Regions from separate parts of the Homo sapiens genome. Here regions 2, 3, 4 and 5 are each linked to region 1. The links are chromatin contacts, found by Hi-C or POLR2A ChIA-PET in ENCODE. All regions are on one chromosome and are shown on one strand. Each heading gives the region's core, a stretch centred on a gene start or an enhancer-like site at or near the end of the contact. The rest is flanking DNA. Distances are from core to core; before and after follow the strand shown. Region 1 holds the start of NCKAP1L (NCK associated protein 1 like). Region 2 holds the start of TESPA1 (thymocyte expressed, positive selection associated 1). Region 3 holds the start of SMUG1 (single-strand-selective monofunctional uracil-DNA glycosylase 1). Region 4 has its middle 14 kb from the start of MIR3198-2. Region 5 overlaps CBX5 (chromobox 5).

Region 1 (2,774 bases), core at 107-2,606:
TCTGTTTCTCAAGCATCCATAAATACCATGGTACTAGAGCACTGGTTCTCAAACTTGAGTGTGCATTGGAATCACCTGGAGGGTTTGTTAAAACACAGAGTGCCTGGACCCACCCCAGAATTTTGGATTCAGTGGTCTGGGGCGGGTCCTAAGAATTTGCATCTCTAACAAGTTTCCAGGTGATGCTGATGCTGCTGGATCACATTTTGAGAATTACTATGTACTTCTTGAGAACTACTTTGAGAATTATTATGTACTGTAGAAGTACAATGCACTGTAGTAGAGCATTGTGAGAAATATAAAAAAGTATTAGAGGCCGGGTGTGGTGGCTCATGCCTGTAATTCCAGTACTTTGGGAGGCTGTGGCGGGTAAATCACCTGAGGTCAGGAGTTCGAGAGCAGCCTGGCCAACACGGTGAAACCCCATGTCTACTAAAAATACAAAAATTAGCAAGGCGTGGTGGTGGGCACCTGTAACCACAGCTACTCCAGAGGCTGAGGCTGGAGAATTGCTTGAGCCCAGGAGGTGGAGGTTGTAGTGAGCAGAGATCATGCCATTGCACTCCAGCCTGGGCAACAAGAGTGGAACTCTGTTTCAAAAAAAAAAAAAAAAAGAAAAAAAAGTATTAGGTACAATTCCTGTCATTAAGGAGCTTATGCTGTAGTTGGGGGAGATACAACGTACACTATAAACATATAACAAGGAATATATGTATTTGACAATATAAAATATAATACAATATAATATTTGACATTGATGGGGTCTTTAGGAGAAGATGGGATTTGATCTGGGTACTAAAACATGATGAGGCCAAAGGTTCATAGGCATTCTTGGATATAAAAGAAGGAAAATATAGAGGTGTACAGGGGTGGGGTGGTAGATACTTGTTTATCTAGCTTACAGCTTTTAATTTTTATTTTTTATAGAGATGGGGTCTTGCTATGTTGCCCAGGCTGGTCTGGAACTCCTGAGCTCAATGGATCTTCCCACCTTTTCCTCCCAAAGTGCTGGGATTACAGGTGTGAGCCACCACGCCCAGCTTTGTCTAGGACACTTATGGGGGCATAAGACCAAAAAGGTTGGTGCAGTCTGTGAAGAGCCTTGAAAGCCTGTCCTTCTCCTCAGCTCCACCCACTTCATAGCCTTACCAAAAGTGCTGCACAGCCAGAAAGAGGAAGTCTCCCCTGCTGAGTGTGCAAGAGGAAGCACAAGAAGGCTCTGAGGGCCTGTGAGCCATAATGACTGATTTCACCCATGAGCCAATTGCAGAGGCAACAGAAGACCAGTGCACCAACCAGGCTGGGTCCCTCCGCCAGAGGGTGTCACCATCTAAGCTGAAAGTGTTTGGGGAGATCAGACATTGCTGTCTGGTGCTCCTCTCTCAGTGGCCATCATGTCTTTGACATCTGCTTACCAGCATAAATTAGCAGAGAAGCTCACTATCCTGAATGATCGCGGTCAGGGGGTTCTCATCCGTATGTATAACATCAAGAAGGTAAGCATGAACAATGGGACTAGTACTGATTATTCCAACAATAATAGGGCAGGGAACCCTGAGGCGGCAGGTGCAGCAGTTAGACTCCCACCTTTTTTTCCACTGCTTTTCCACTGACTATAATCTACATAATCACTCAGATTATACAGGCCAGCCAGTTCAGGAAGGCAGAAGTGGAGGCTTCTTTTCAAGGCTTCCCCTTTCTAGATATGATTCTTGCCCCAACGATGGCATCTGCTTTCCTCTGGGGATGGGGGTGAGGGTGGGGATGGGGAAACAACAGTGGTATTCCAAGTGACTTGGATAAAGGTCTGGGGTCCAACCTTCTGGGTTTTATTATTTATTGTTGATCCTCTACACTCTGAAGAGATCTGAAGCTGGGTCTCTGGCAAAAACTTTTCTGTGGAAGTGCTTCCCTAAAAGGAAAAAAAATAGATAATTAGGTATTTAGATTAAAAAGGGTAGGTGTCTTCTGAGCTGCTCCTGGGGTAGTTCATGCTGTGGTGGTTGTGTGTGTGTGTGTGTGTGTGTGTGTGTGTGTGTTTAGAATAGGAACTGAGGAATTGAAAGAAGCTAGTGACAAGAGGTGGGCTAGGGGCTGGGCAAACCATAGGAAGTAAAGAGATAAAGACAGGGGTGTTTATGGGGAGTTCCTGGCATAGAAAATAGGGGACTTTGGGGGAGGGAGCTTTTGTGTTTTTTGTAATAAAACAAATCACCAGGAACACGGTTTCTCTGTCACCATGAATCCTGTAAATGCCCTTTGGGATAAGATACTTACATAGTGAACAAAATTGTGACACTGAATCTTGTACAAAGTCTAACTCCTGAGCAGCTGCTTTTCTTGTTCCTTCCGGCTTCAGTTGAGGGGCGGGGAAACAGCTTCCTCTTTGTGCTGGGGCCAAGCAGGCATTAAACTCTACCCATCAAGACAAAATGCCTAGGTTGTTATTTCGCTCTTAGATACTTGGCTTAATGTCTTGGAATTTTTTCTTGACCTACTCTTATGCTTTTTATTTTTATATTTATTTATTTATTTATTTATTTATTTATTTTCGGAGTCTCGCTCTGTCGCCCAGGCTGGAGTGCAGTGGCACGATCTTGGCTCACTGCAACCTCCGCCTCCCGGGTTCAAGCGATTCTCCTGCCTCAGCCTCCCAAGTACCTGGGACTACAGTTGTGCACCACCATGCCCAGCTAATTTTTGTATTTTTAGTAGAGACGGGGTTTCACCATGTTGGCCAGGCTGGTCTCGAACTTCTGACCTTGTGATCTGCC
Region 2 (2,774 bases), core at 177-2,676, 490 kb after region 1:
TCTTCAGCTTGTTATTTCTGATAATAGTCCAAGTAGAGACAGACAATAAACCTGACTTCCCTTCTTCCTACTAACACTTCATGCTGCAAGACAATATTGTGAGATCTTTATCTCTAATCACTCAGCTGAACAACTATTGAGTCTGATACTTGGACACACAAGTTGAAGGTTCCTACCTCCAACCTCCCATCCTAGGTACTGCCCTGCACCATCTAGAAAGTCTCCTTACCTCTCTACTCAGGACCATTTGTGGTATACAGAGTCACTAGTACTTCCCTGGATATCTCCTGTAAATGCTCACAGTCTTGTCAAATCACTTCTGTGGAACTCTCCTTTCTTGTCCTTGCCCTGCCCTGGGGACCCACCCTTTTTCTTCCACCCACTGGTGAGCTTAGTGGCACAGAAGGGGCATGGGAAAACCCCAGGGTGGAGGATCTTTCCACTCCTCCATCTACCCCAAAACTCATGTAGGTGGTGATATGCTCTGCCTGCTACCACTGGGGCAAGGGGTGTTGGAGGAGCATGAAGCCCCCAATATTATGTAGGTCACTGAGAAGGCAACACATCCATCTATCTATCTTTGAGATGTGAACCCTGAAATCTGGTCCTGATGGTGGCTATCCATCTATCTTGAGCCTCCCGGTGAATTTGACCTTACCTCACTCAAGTGTGTACATCCTCCCTCGTAGCTGACCTCAATATATCTTGCTGCAGTTTATCTCAACAAGTTTCTTCTACAGCTTCTGAAGAAAGAGGTCATACCCACAGAAAGCAAAGTTGATTTCAGCCAGGTACTCTCAATGGTTGGAGCTATGGACACTAGAGTAGGGCCTGAAATGAAACCGGGAAACTTCTTCCTTGAGAACTTTTCGATGTTATAATCAGATGGAAATTGCAGCAACAATGAGTTCAGCAAGACACAGAGAAGAACTTTGCAGGTGAGAAAGGTGAAAAAAAATTCCTAAAATGTTATTCAAGTCATCAAAGAGACCCAAGTTTTGAGAATCTAGAAAGATTACCTCTCTGATAATAAAGAGAAAACAAACAAACGAAAGCAAAAGGGCACCCAGCATCGTTCTCCTAGGCATAATGATGGATGCTTTTAAGGTTGAAGTAAGAGTGGTGGGAGATTTTCTCTTGATTTTCCCTTGACTTGACAGCCTGATTTTTCTCTGACATGTTTCCTTCTTTCTCCTAGCATCACCCTAAATCAGTACAGCCTTGAAACTGAGATAAAGGCTGTGCTTACCTGTCTGCTGGTAGAAAGCTGAGTTTGAGGCAAAGCAGTTGTCGAAGCTGGGCCGAGGCCTTCACAGGTGTGGGCACAGAGGTGAAGCAAGTGAGAAAGTATCATGTTGTAGATTATGCCTTTCTCCCTGAACTCATTCAACTGCTGTTGCCTGCTCAAAAGGGGAAGCGGAAATGAGAACACACCACACACACACACATCCACACATGTAGATGCAGTCCCCGCCTCCTGGCCCAGCCACATCCTTTGCTCCGGCTCAGGAGACTGAGCGAAGGACAAACCATCCGTAGACACGGTGCTCACAACTAGGAAGACCTTCCTGCCCCAGAGCTGCCTCTGTCTTTCCAGAAAAACAGGAGATCTTTTCCTATTAAGGCAAAGGTACAGTCCATTTAAAGAGGTGTGTGCAGGAGTCTTCCTACCATATAACTAGAATTCCACTGCTGCAGATAAATCCTTCTGTCCTCAGGAGAGCTGTCTGAAAATGGGAAAGCTCTCTCTCATAAATGATCTGGCGTTTATCTCAGAGAAGAAGTTTCCAGTCGTATCACACACTTGAGAGGGCTCTGAGCCAGTCGCTCTGTGTTGATAACTTTCATACTCTGGTAAATTCCCCCGAAGCTTGTTTTTGAATACTGACTACTTTTTTTTTCTGTTAGTTTCTTAACTTTGTTTTATGTTCAAACCACTTCAAAGTTTTTGTTTTTGTAGTAAATGACTGCTTTCCCCAACGTTTTCAAAGCTGAACTTTTAAAATCGGTTACACCCTGAAGATGTCTTCAGTTTATTGGTTTTCAGTTTGGAAAAGGCTTGTTGAACTCTAAAAGGTTTCTCCCAGGCCTCAATCACTTTCACCCACCGGGAGCATCCAGCACTGCTAACTATCCCTCCTCGCTTCTCCAGTATCTCTGAACACTCTTCTCCGTAGGATGCTGCTGCATTTTGGATATCTTCTTTCTGTCTCTCTCCTGATTCTACTGTTTCCTTCTTTAAATCATTTATTTATGAATGTATATCACAATATTTATTCTACAAGGCACTCCTCTAATGTGTTAATTGTGACTGATTTTCACATGTTCATTACCTTCTTTCTGATTTTTTGGCTATAGGTATAGTTAGATTTTTTTTTTACCATGTTTCTAAATTCCATTTCCAATCATCAATGGGACAACTCCATTGAGTATCCATAGTATAGCTATAATATGGTAGAAATAATCCTAAATAAAATTCTTGCTTGGCAAATTAAGTTCTCAAAACATTATTTTCTTCAAGTATAATGTGAGGAAAATAACAATTCTCTCTGTTTCTCACTCAACCCTTCTCCCACGCTATTCCTTTTACGTAGGCATGAAAATATCTAACATATTTTCTCAGGACATAGTAGATGCTAAATATGTGCTTCTCTGAGAATTAGCTTCACAGTCAACAAGTAAAATGCTAAATCCAACACGCCCTAATTCTCTTTATTTACTATTCTTTTCCGTACAAATTAACTATAAAAGCTGAACTAATGGAAACTTAACAA
Region 3 (2,774 bases), core at 163-2,662, 310 kb before region 1:
GAAACAGCAAGGCTGGGGAAAAGAGTGGCAAGATACTACTTTCATTGTTCCATAACTTCAAAGCCTGATCTCATAGCAAGAGCCACAGGCTGGAAGTCAATTGATTTGAATTCTACTCCTGTTTCATCTCTAAGAAGGTTCTCTTGAGCAACTCATTTAACTCTCTTCTCTATGGAAAATCACATACTCCATCCAACCTACCACCTGTTAACTCATTTTTTTTTTCAATACTTATGAGTCTCTTACATGACAGGCACTGCAGCAGTCTCTTGATGAGGAAGAAATCCAAAAAGAGTAAAATGTAGGCCAGGCTTTCTGTAAGCTCATAATCTGCTGTGAGGGCAAATAAACAACTAACTGTAATACAGTGTGATGTGAGCTTTAATACCCGGAACAAAACACTAAGAGAACCCAAAGGAGGAACTTGTAAGTTCTACCCAAAGTCGCCCCAAGAGCCAGAGGCTTAAGAAATGTAGATATTTTATAAAATACGGTGTCATACTACATTAAGCACAAAGACAGCGGAGTTGGACCAAGCGATAAGGCTGACCACCAAGGGCCGACTTCAGACTGATGTCAGACTTCTCTGACATCAAATCCGGGAAGTGAGGAAGGAATCGAAATCACATATGCACTCCCCTGTCCTTTGGAGGCACTCCGGGAGTCCAGGGACAATAATAAATATCCTTAAACGAAATAATAATAATAATAATAATAATAATAAATAATAATAATAATAATAATAATAATAATAATAATAATAATAATGCATAGGCCGGGCGCGGTGGCTCACACCCGTAATCCGAGCACTTTGGGAGGCCGAGGCGGGCGGATCACGAGGTCAGGACTTCGAGACCAGCCTGACCAACATGGTGAAACCCAGTCTCTACTAAATACAAAAATTAGCTGGGCATGGTGGCGCGCGCCTGTAATCCCACCTACTCGGGAGGCTGAGGCAGAAGAATCGCTTGAACCCGGGAGGCGGAGGCTGCAGTGAGCTGAGATCGCGCCATTGCACTCCAGCCTGGAATTCAGAGCAAAATTCCGTCTCAGAAAAATAAATAAATAAACAATAATAATAATAAAGCATAAACTCAAAAAGACCATTTCATCTGGTTCCAAAGGGGCCGACTACTAAGGCACCATACAAAACCTCCGGGGGCGCCCGCTGGCTCCGGCCGACTGGAAAGCCTTGATCCTGCAGACCTCCCAGGCGGTTTCATAGGCTGGGCTCTCCCTGCACTGAGTCTTACCCCATACGGAGGGAGGGACCCCAAAATATAGAAATTCTAACCACCCTCTCGGCTCAGCCCCGACGACCCTGGGAGCCGTCAACTTGCCCCCACAGTCCCGGATTCCCAGCCCCCTACTTCCTCACCTGGTCCAGCTCCCCATCCCGTTTCCGGTTCCTTTCCCCCACCCCAAACCCAACCCCCGGCGCTAAGGACAGTGGGAGTCGTAGTCTACATTGTTTAGGGAAGGAGATTGGCGTACCCGCAGCCACTTCCGCCGGAAATGCTCCAATCCCGGAAGGCGCACTAAATTAGCCCTAAAGATCGCTGGGAATTGTAGTTTAATCTTTCCATCAGCGTTAAATCAGGAAGTCTTGAGAAGTGAAAAGCCACAGCCTGTAAGTACCTAGGAAATCCTGGGTTCTATCCCTAAAGGGCATCGCCCTTCCAAAAGTTCATTCACTATTTTCCCAAAGGGATTGCAAATCAGGAAGCTTCAACCATCCCCAATCCCTCACCCACCTGAAGGTATTAACAATAGCTAAAGACCATTGCTAGGCCCCCTGCCACCGTGGGTATAAGAGACTTCTCCTTTGCAGCCTGCCATTACTTATACAGAACATCCACGAAGACATTTCTGGTAGCTCCTAACAACTTTTTAGCAAGGGGCATCCCCCATTACTGTCCAAGCCCATCTCCAGAGTGTCACCATTTTGACTTCTTTCTCTGCCTTGCTATCTGCCCAACCCTATAACCTCAGTATTAGTCAAGAGTTTTCCAGAGAACAGAACTAACAGGATATCTATCTATATGACGAGATTTATTCCAAGAATTGGCTCACAGGATTGTGGAGGCCAAGAAGTCCCACAGTCTCCCGCTCTGCTGTCTATACACTGGAGAACCAGGAAAACAGGTGGTATAATTCAGGAAAGTCCAAAGCAGGGGAGGAGGCTCACTGCTAAGTCCCAGAGCCTGAAGGACGAAGAACCAGGAACTCCAATGATGTCCAAAGGCAGGTAAAATAGATGTCCCAGCTCATGAAGAAAGAGAATTTGCCTTCCTCCACTCTTTTGTTCTACTGGCCCCCAAGGGATTGGATGGTTCCCACCCATATTAATGAGGGTGATCTTCTTAGTCTACCAATTCAAATGCAAATCTCTTCCAGAAACACTCCACAGACATATCCAGAAATAATGTTTTACCAGCTATCTGGGTGTCCCTTAGACCACTCAAGTAGACACATAAAGTTAGCTATCACTCTTCCATCCAAATCTTCTCCCTCAAATACTTTGTCCAGGAAGGCTTCCCTGATCAATCCTCATCCCATGGCTGCACCTAACAGTCCATTCCCCCACCATTCCCCCATCCCAATATCTATGTCCAAATCTGTCCTATTCCTAGTTTTGTTCTTGTGCTCTATCTGGGTCTGGTTCTGTGTCGTGACTCTAAAACTTTCATTAGACTGGGAACCCCCTAAGGTTAGTTATCTTCTATATTCCTCCCACCCCACAATCTCCACACACCTTAGCACAGCCAAGGCTC
Region 4 (2,774 bases), core at 165-2,664, 280 kb before region 1:
AAAAAAAAAAAAAGCCTAAGAAGTGAGCAAGACAGAAGTACCCATTTCACGGATCAGGACATGGGGCTTCAAACCGAGGTCACACAGCTAGGACAGTGCATGATTTAAAGCCAGGCCTCCACCCAAAACTTTATTTGGTGTCCCTACTATGTGCTAATCAAGGTGTGGTTCCTGCTCACCCAGGTCACCCAGAGAAACAAAGTAGAAGAGCCATAGGATTTCTGACCAGGCTGGCGAGAACAGGGCAAGCTTCCCAGAGGAGCCTTTTCTAGGGTTGCAGGGAGGACATTTCAGGAGCGGCCCTGAATGCGCCAAAGCTAGGGGATGGGACTGGCGAGTTGCCACGGGAGCCCACGTGAGGGTCTTCGAGGAGGTCTGCGCCACCCGGGTGCAACCCGAGGCTACGGTTCATCCAAACACACCTCGCCCCATCCGGCTGGGGAAGGACTTCCTGCAAGCCCTGAGTGGGGGTGTGTGGCGGGACCACCCAGGTGTCCATCCAGGTGGGCAGTGAGCGTGAGAGCACCTGGTCAGGAACCTCCCACCTCTCGGGCCCTGCAGCCGCTTCCGTGGGGGAAGGGCAGCCGACTTCACCTAAGCTTCCACCTACTGCATCTAACCCTTAACTGTATCTCCCGCCCCCACCACCCCTGACGGGTTCCCATTATAAGAGGGTTTCAGATAACTCACCTCCCACCCCGGGAACGACGTCATCACCCCTTCACCCTCTGCCACCACGTCTGACTCCAACGGGGAAGTCCTTCCTGGTGTCTGACCACCCTTCCTCCTGCTGCAGCTTCAGCTAAACCTAACAACTTCTGACCTCACAGGAGAAAGGGGCTGCCTTAACTTTCCTTCTCTGAGCTAAACAATCCAAATCTCCAGCCCCTTTTCCACGCTCACATCCCATTTTCCCGTTCTAACAAAGCTTTCCTTTAGGGGCCTGGATCTTCCGTTTTTCCCGCCTTCCGACGTCAGATCAATCCATGACAGCTTTCTGATTGGCTAACCCCTCCCTTCTAATTGCCCCTGTCACTTCAGAACCTCCCCTGCTGTATCAATATGTAAGTCCCACAGATGGCCTCAGTTTCCCTGGTAGGGAGTTGAGCCGCCTCTTGGCACCCTCTTGCTTTGGGAGGAGGGGTGTCCTGCTCAACTCACCCGAGTCATCTCTTCCCTGCCCAAGCTTCTGAACAGGACACTGCCACATTGTCATTCATCTGAAAAGCATTTATTGAGCGCCTACTATATGTCTGGCCCGAATTCTTGTCTCAGCTCACAGCCCTCCGGTTGCTCCATAGGCTTAGGGGAAGGAGCAGGAGATCTTGAAATGCCAATCTCCAGTCTGGAGCGTGGGGTAAGAGAACTGAAGTCGTCTGCGACTGAGTGAAGCCACCGAGGAGGGGCGGGGAGGTGGGACGCCTGCAGGTCTCGGCGCTCGGAAACCGCGGAGAGGAAGCATCGCTAGGCGCCCCACCCTCACAGCGCTCAAACCTGACGCCGGATTTCCCATTCTTAGCGCAAGGAAGACCCCTTGTGGCCATTGTGGGAAGAGTCAGCAAGGGAAAAAAAAAAAAGCGGGAAAAAAAACAAGCCAGAGCCGGGAGATGACAGCCTCAGCCCAGACTCCCTTCCAGTTCTTGCCTAGCGTGGGGACTTATTCTTTGGTCGTTGGGTGGGGGAGAGGGGGCGGGAGTTGATGCCCAGGCCCCACTCCCACACCCTCAGAACCCAACATTTGGGACTTTGGGAATAATCTTCTCACTAAACCACCCGGAAAAATAAAACAGAAACAATAGCAAATGTGACTATGGTTAGACTTCTGTAGGGACTTCTCAAGAAGCGGATGGGAGGCAGAAGGACGGGTCACAATAAAGGGATGAAAGAAATCAGGTCTTCCGGACGACCCCCTCCCTGGCTATGGGGAGGGGTAATTCTGGGAGACCCGGGCGGGTGTGGGATCATCTACCCACCCTGCGGCTCCTTCCCGCTCGCAGTGAAGGAAGGACGCTCAGACCAACAGGGGCTCAGGTATTCTGGGTGTCAGGACCCTTCCTCCTGCACGCATCTTACGCAGGGTGGGGCTGAGGGCGTGAGGGCACAAGTCATTGAGGACATGGAGGGAACCCACGCTCGTCCCGATAGATTGTCACGGTCCTGAGGCGGGACGGTCAGGACAGGGAAGATGTATTTCTTCCCCCTGCATCCCCTCCCGCACCGCGTCTGAACTCCTCTGGGAGCGCAAGAACAGTAACAATGCTGCGCCCCTTCCCCCACCCTTTGACTCCGCTCGCAACCTAGCCCGGGCCGGGCAGCGCGAATTTGCATACATTTGCATACCCAGCTGCGCACAGCTGCATTCGGCTTTGGGCCATAAATTCGTGGCTGGCGGCTCTGGGCGAGCAGGCCCCACGCGGGGCAGGCGTTCTCCCTGCGCGCCTCCGCCGCGGCTGTTCACGTCCCGGGTACTGGCGCGTTCTCACGCCTCCCTGAGTAACCGCTGGATCAGTCCTGCCCGGACCCGGCTCCCCTGGCTCGAGCCACCTTCTGGGCATGTCTGTCTCGCACTGGCGCAGGCCAAGCCTGCAATCTCAGATTCTGGTTCCTCCATTTCTCTTGGACTCGACTTGGTCAATGTCTCCTGAATGCGCTCATCTTTACCTGACGCCTTGGACCAGGGGCTTCTGGTGGGATTTTCCTGCTAGGACTGGTGCATAGCCTCTTAGGTGGTAGTCCTGCCTCTGGGGTTACCTTGCTAAAAAATTGGTCTAATG
Region 5 (2,774 bases), core at 124-2,623, 260 kb before region 1:
CAATGTTAACAAATGCTATGAATGGGTATATGATTTGCATATTATGTGGCTCATCTGTGGACTGGAGCAATCCATCCATTCCCCTCATTACTCTGAATAATCTAGAAATGGTAGATGCTCCTGGCCAGACAGCTGTATGTTTTAAAAATCAAAAACAACAAGAAAAGCAGCCTCATGGCTGGTGCGCTCTAGAATTAAGGCTATATTAAGCATTTATTCTTATTTCCTCAGCTTTGGGGCTGGGACAAGGATCCTCAAAACCCTGCTATTTCCTTACTTTTAATTGTGATTCTCTAGCCCTCCTCAACTACAAAAAGAAAAGGATAAAGTAGGGCATTTCTTGGGGGACAAAGGCAGAAGGATATGATCAGACAAATTTCTCAATAGCAACACAAGAAGAAACCAAAACGAAGTATTTTGCTGAGTAAGAAGAAAAGGGTGTGTCAACATGCTAATGCCAGGGCCTGTCACTTTCCAAGGTGACAGTCTTTCAGGAACATGCCTTTATTTTTATTTATATTTTTTAGAGACAGGGGGTCTCACTACATTGCCCAGGCTGGTCTCAAACTTCTGGCTTCAAGCAATTCTCCTGCCTCAGCCTCCCAAAGTGCTGGGATTACAGGCGGTAGCCACTGTGCCTGGCCATGAAAATTCATTTTAAAAAATAAGATACAACTATAAGTTTGAGGGTAGAAAAAGGGAAGAGCATTAATATTTTGGGGACTCTTGGTGGTAAATCCAGGAGCCAAGAATGCAGGAGACATAACTGCTATGAACACTTAAAATTGATATTGTGGCCAACAGCTCACCTCTAAAACTTCCCCACTGAAAATAATGGCATGGAAGGGAAACTCGGGTCCACTGAGAAGTGAGGGTCAGGTTTGAAGCCTCTTTGGTAACAGGAATGCTTTGGGAGGCCACAAAAGTTGGCAGGGTTGGAGGGTGCCTAGCACCTTGGCACAAGCAAGCACCAGGCAATCACTCACACCTACATAAATATACAGTCTAAATATGAGGAATGGAAAGAAATCATACATACATACCATATATGATAATAAAGACAATTGTACCCTACCCCATCATCCTCATGTACTATAGCTACAAATCTGCACAGTTAATAATCTTGTCATTTTATCACAAATTGATATCACTTTACAGAAGCAGAAGTGGGGAGTGCTAAAAGCAATACCGAAAGTCCTGGGGCTAAAAAGAGTGTCTTGACAGATTTCAGTGTAAAATTTCAAATCTTCCAAAGGATGGAGTAATTCTGGGAGGATGAGTGAGGATGAACAACAGAGGGTGGCCCAGAAGACCACACCAGAAACCCTGTATTCTCCTGGGTAGAGCTGAACAAGGTTGGGAAAGCCCCAACAGGTAGGCAGTTGCTATTGGCTTTTTAACAGATGGGCAACATCCTTTCCATCTCAACATGTCAGAACAAAGGCCAGCTAGTCAGCAACATGTTCTAAGAACCAAAGCAAGAAACCAAAATTCAACATCATTGTAACAAAATCCCCCAACCTAAAAAGCGACCAACCCTGAAAAGATCAAGACTCTAAGGTGATTAAAAAGTTGAAACTCATCTTGAGGTCACAGGGAAGCAGAAGGAAGAGATCAGGGCAAAGGAAAAAAAAATTGTGGGTATTACACTCAGTATGTAAATGCCTGGTCTTCACAGAGAGACACTTATCATTAATCAGACCATCAGTTATGTTACAAGAGAACCAATACCAACATTTCTCCTGTGGAGCACAGTGATAAGCACATTTTTTATGGATGTGTTTAGGATAGAAAGGGGTGGGTAGAAAGGAGAGGAGGCAGGGAGGTGAATGTATTATGTACAAAGAGAAATGACAGAGACCATCCCCTCCTTTAGCTCTTTGCTGTTTCTTTCTCTTTGTTTTCCGCATCCTCAGGATATGCATGCCATGTCAGTCTCTCTTCATAAAATGCTATCACAATTTGTGGACATTTCACATTAGCTTCTTTTGCAAGAACCAGGTCAGCTTCATCTGTGTCTTTCCTGGAGAGAAAGAATATGAGACTTAAAAGGAGAGGAAGAGTGAAAGAATCTGTCCAGACATACGTTTATGTCATTATATGGATTTAGTTGACTTGATTTCCTCCTCACCTTGGTTTCAAGGTGAAAAGGACCCTTTCAATATTTTCAAGAAGAAATGTAAGTAAATGGATTAATAGCTAATATATTATACAGAAACAGATGTCTGTAGCTAGAATTTAGATGTAAACCATGGTGGGCTTAGGTTAAAAAGATGAATAATAAATAATATTAATCTGCTTCCAAAATTTTTATTTGTGAATATGAGCATGTGAGTGAACCCAATCAAACCTACATTCAGGGGCCGGGCACGGTGGCTCACACCTGTAATCCCAGCACTTTGGGAGGCCGAGGCGGGTGGATCACGAGGTCAGGAGATCGAGACCATCCTGGCTCACACGGTGAAACCCCGACTCTACTAAAAGTACAAAAAATTAGCCGGGCGTGGTGGCGGGCGCCTGTAGTCCCAGCTACTCGGGAGGCTGAGGCAGGAGAATGGCGTGAACCCGGGAGGCGGAGCTTGCAGTGAGCTGAGATCGCGCCACTGCACTCTAGCCTGAGCAACAGTGCAAGACTCCGTCTCAAAAAAAAAAAAAAAAAAAACCTACATTCAGCTCTATTGATTATGCACAAGTCAATTATACACAGGTTGGTCAATCCAGTTTCCAGATCATCTAAGTGAAGGGGTCTTAACCCTCCTCACCTTGTGTCCGTT

The links. A loop is a pair of places that touch in the nucleus more often than their neighbours do. ChIA-PET counts read pairs that join two places held with the same protein, here RNA polymerase II (POLR2A). Pooled maps may share reads with other maps.
Region 2: a loop to region 1 is called in a pooled map, with 14 times the contacts of the local background. The contact joins the promoter of TESPA1 here to the promoter of NCKAP1L in region 1. A Hi-C loop is called at or near these places in 2 of 37 single-sample maps with no recorded cell type and 12 of 50 pooled maps. POLR2A ChIA-PET finds 5 or more read pairs at or near these places in 1 of 52 experiments (CD4-positive, alpha-beta T cell).
Region 3: a pooled map shows a loop between it and region 1 (6-fold over the local background). The contact joins the promoter of SMUG1 here to the promoter of NCKAP1L in region 1. A Hi-C loop is called at or near these places in 6 of 50 pooled maps. POLR2A ChIA-PET finds 5 or more read pairs at or near these places in 2 of 52 experiments (activated T-cell and endothelial cell of umbilical vein).
Region 4: a loop to region 1 is called in a pooled map, with 7 times the contacts of the local background. The contact joins the enhancer-like site here to the promoter of NCKAP1L in region 1. A Hi-C loop is called at or near these places in 1 of 37 single-sample maps with no recorded cell type and 7 of 50 pooled maps. POLR2A ChIA-PET finds 5 or more read pairs at or near these places in 1 of 52 experiments (T-cell).
Region 5: a loop to region 1 is called in a pooled map, with 2.1 times the contacts of the local background. The contact joins the enhancer-like site here to the promoter of NCKAP1L in region 1. A Hi-C loop is called at or near these places in 1 of 50 pooled maps. POLR2A ChIA-PET finds 5 or more read pairs at or near these places in 3 of 52 experiments (A673, GM12878 and WTC11).

What each region holds. Positions count from the first base shown.
Region 1 is chr12:54,496,396-54,499,169 of GRCh38, forward strand. It overlaps NCKAP1L (NCK associated protein 1 like), which reads left to right and starts at 1,357. Exons shown (of 31, transcript NM_005337.5): 1 at 1,357-1,496. The coding sequence starts at 1,395. RefSeq lists enhancers at 1,319-1,378, 1,489-1,548.
Region 2 is chr12:54,983,336-54,986,109 of GRCh38, forward strand. TESPA1 (thymocyte expressed, positive selection associated 1) reads right to left here and starts at 1,427. Exons shown (of 11, transcript NM_001136030.3): 1 at 1,250-1,427. It overlaps LOC107984515 (a long non-coding RNA gene), which reads left to right and starts at 1,516. Exons shown (of 2, transcript XR_001749161.2): 1 at 1,516-1,630.
Region 3 is chr12:54,187,573-54,190,346 of GRCh38, forward strand. It overlaps SMUG1 (single-strand-selective monofunctional uracil-DNA glycosylase 1), which reads right to left and starts at 1,413. Exons shown (of 4, transcript NM_001243787.2): 1 at 1,379-1,413; 2 at 247-330. LOC105369777 (a long non-coding RNA gene) reads left to right here and starts at 1,525. Exons shown (of 3, transcript XR_944984.2): 1 at 1,525-1,630.
Region 4 is chr12:54,215,682-54,218,455 of GRCh38, forward strand. No RefSeq gene overlaps it. Among named protein-coding and RNA genes, the nearest start is that of MIR3198-2, 14 kb to the right of the region's middle. RefSeq lists silencers at 319-504, 2,306-2,355. Within about 2 kb of position 1,415, at least 8 of the 41 ENCODE cell types and tissues checked have a DNase peak (open chromatin) inside an H3K27ac peak, as active enhancers do.
Region 5 is chr12:54,239,883-54,242,656 of GRCh38, forward strand. CBX5 (chromobox 5) reads right to left here. Exons shown (of 5, transcript NM_012117.3): 5 at 1-2,023. The coding sequence ends at 1,873. Among named protein-coding and RNA genes, the nearest start is that of MIR3198-2, 9.8 kb to the left of the region's middle. Within about 2 kb of position 1,374, at least 2 of the 41 ENCODE cell types and tissues checked have a DNase peak (open chromatin) inside an H3K27ac peak, as active enhancers do; they include GM12878, where a contact is called at or near this core.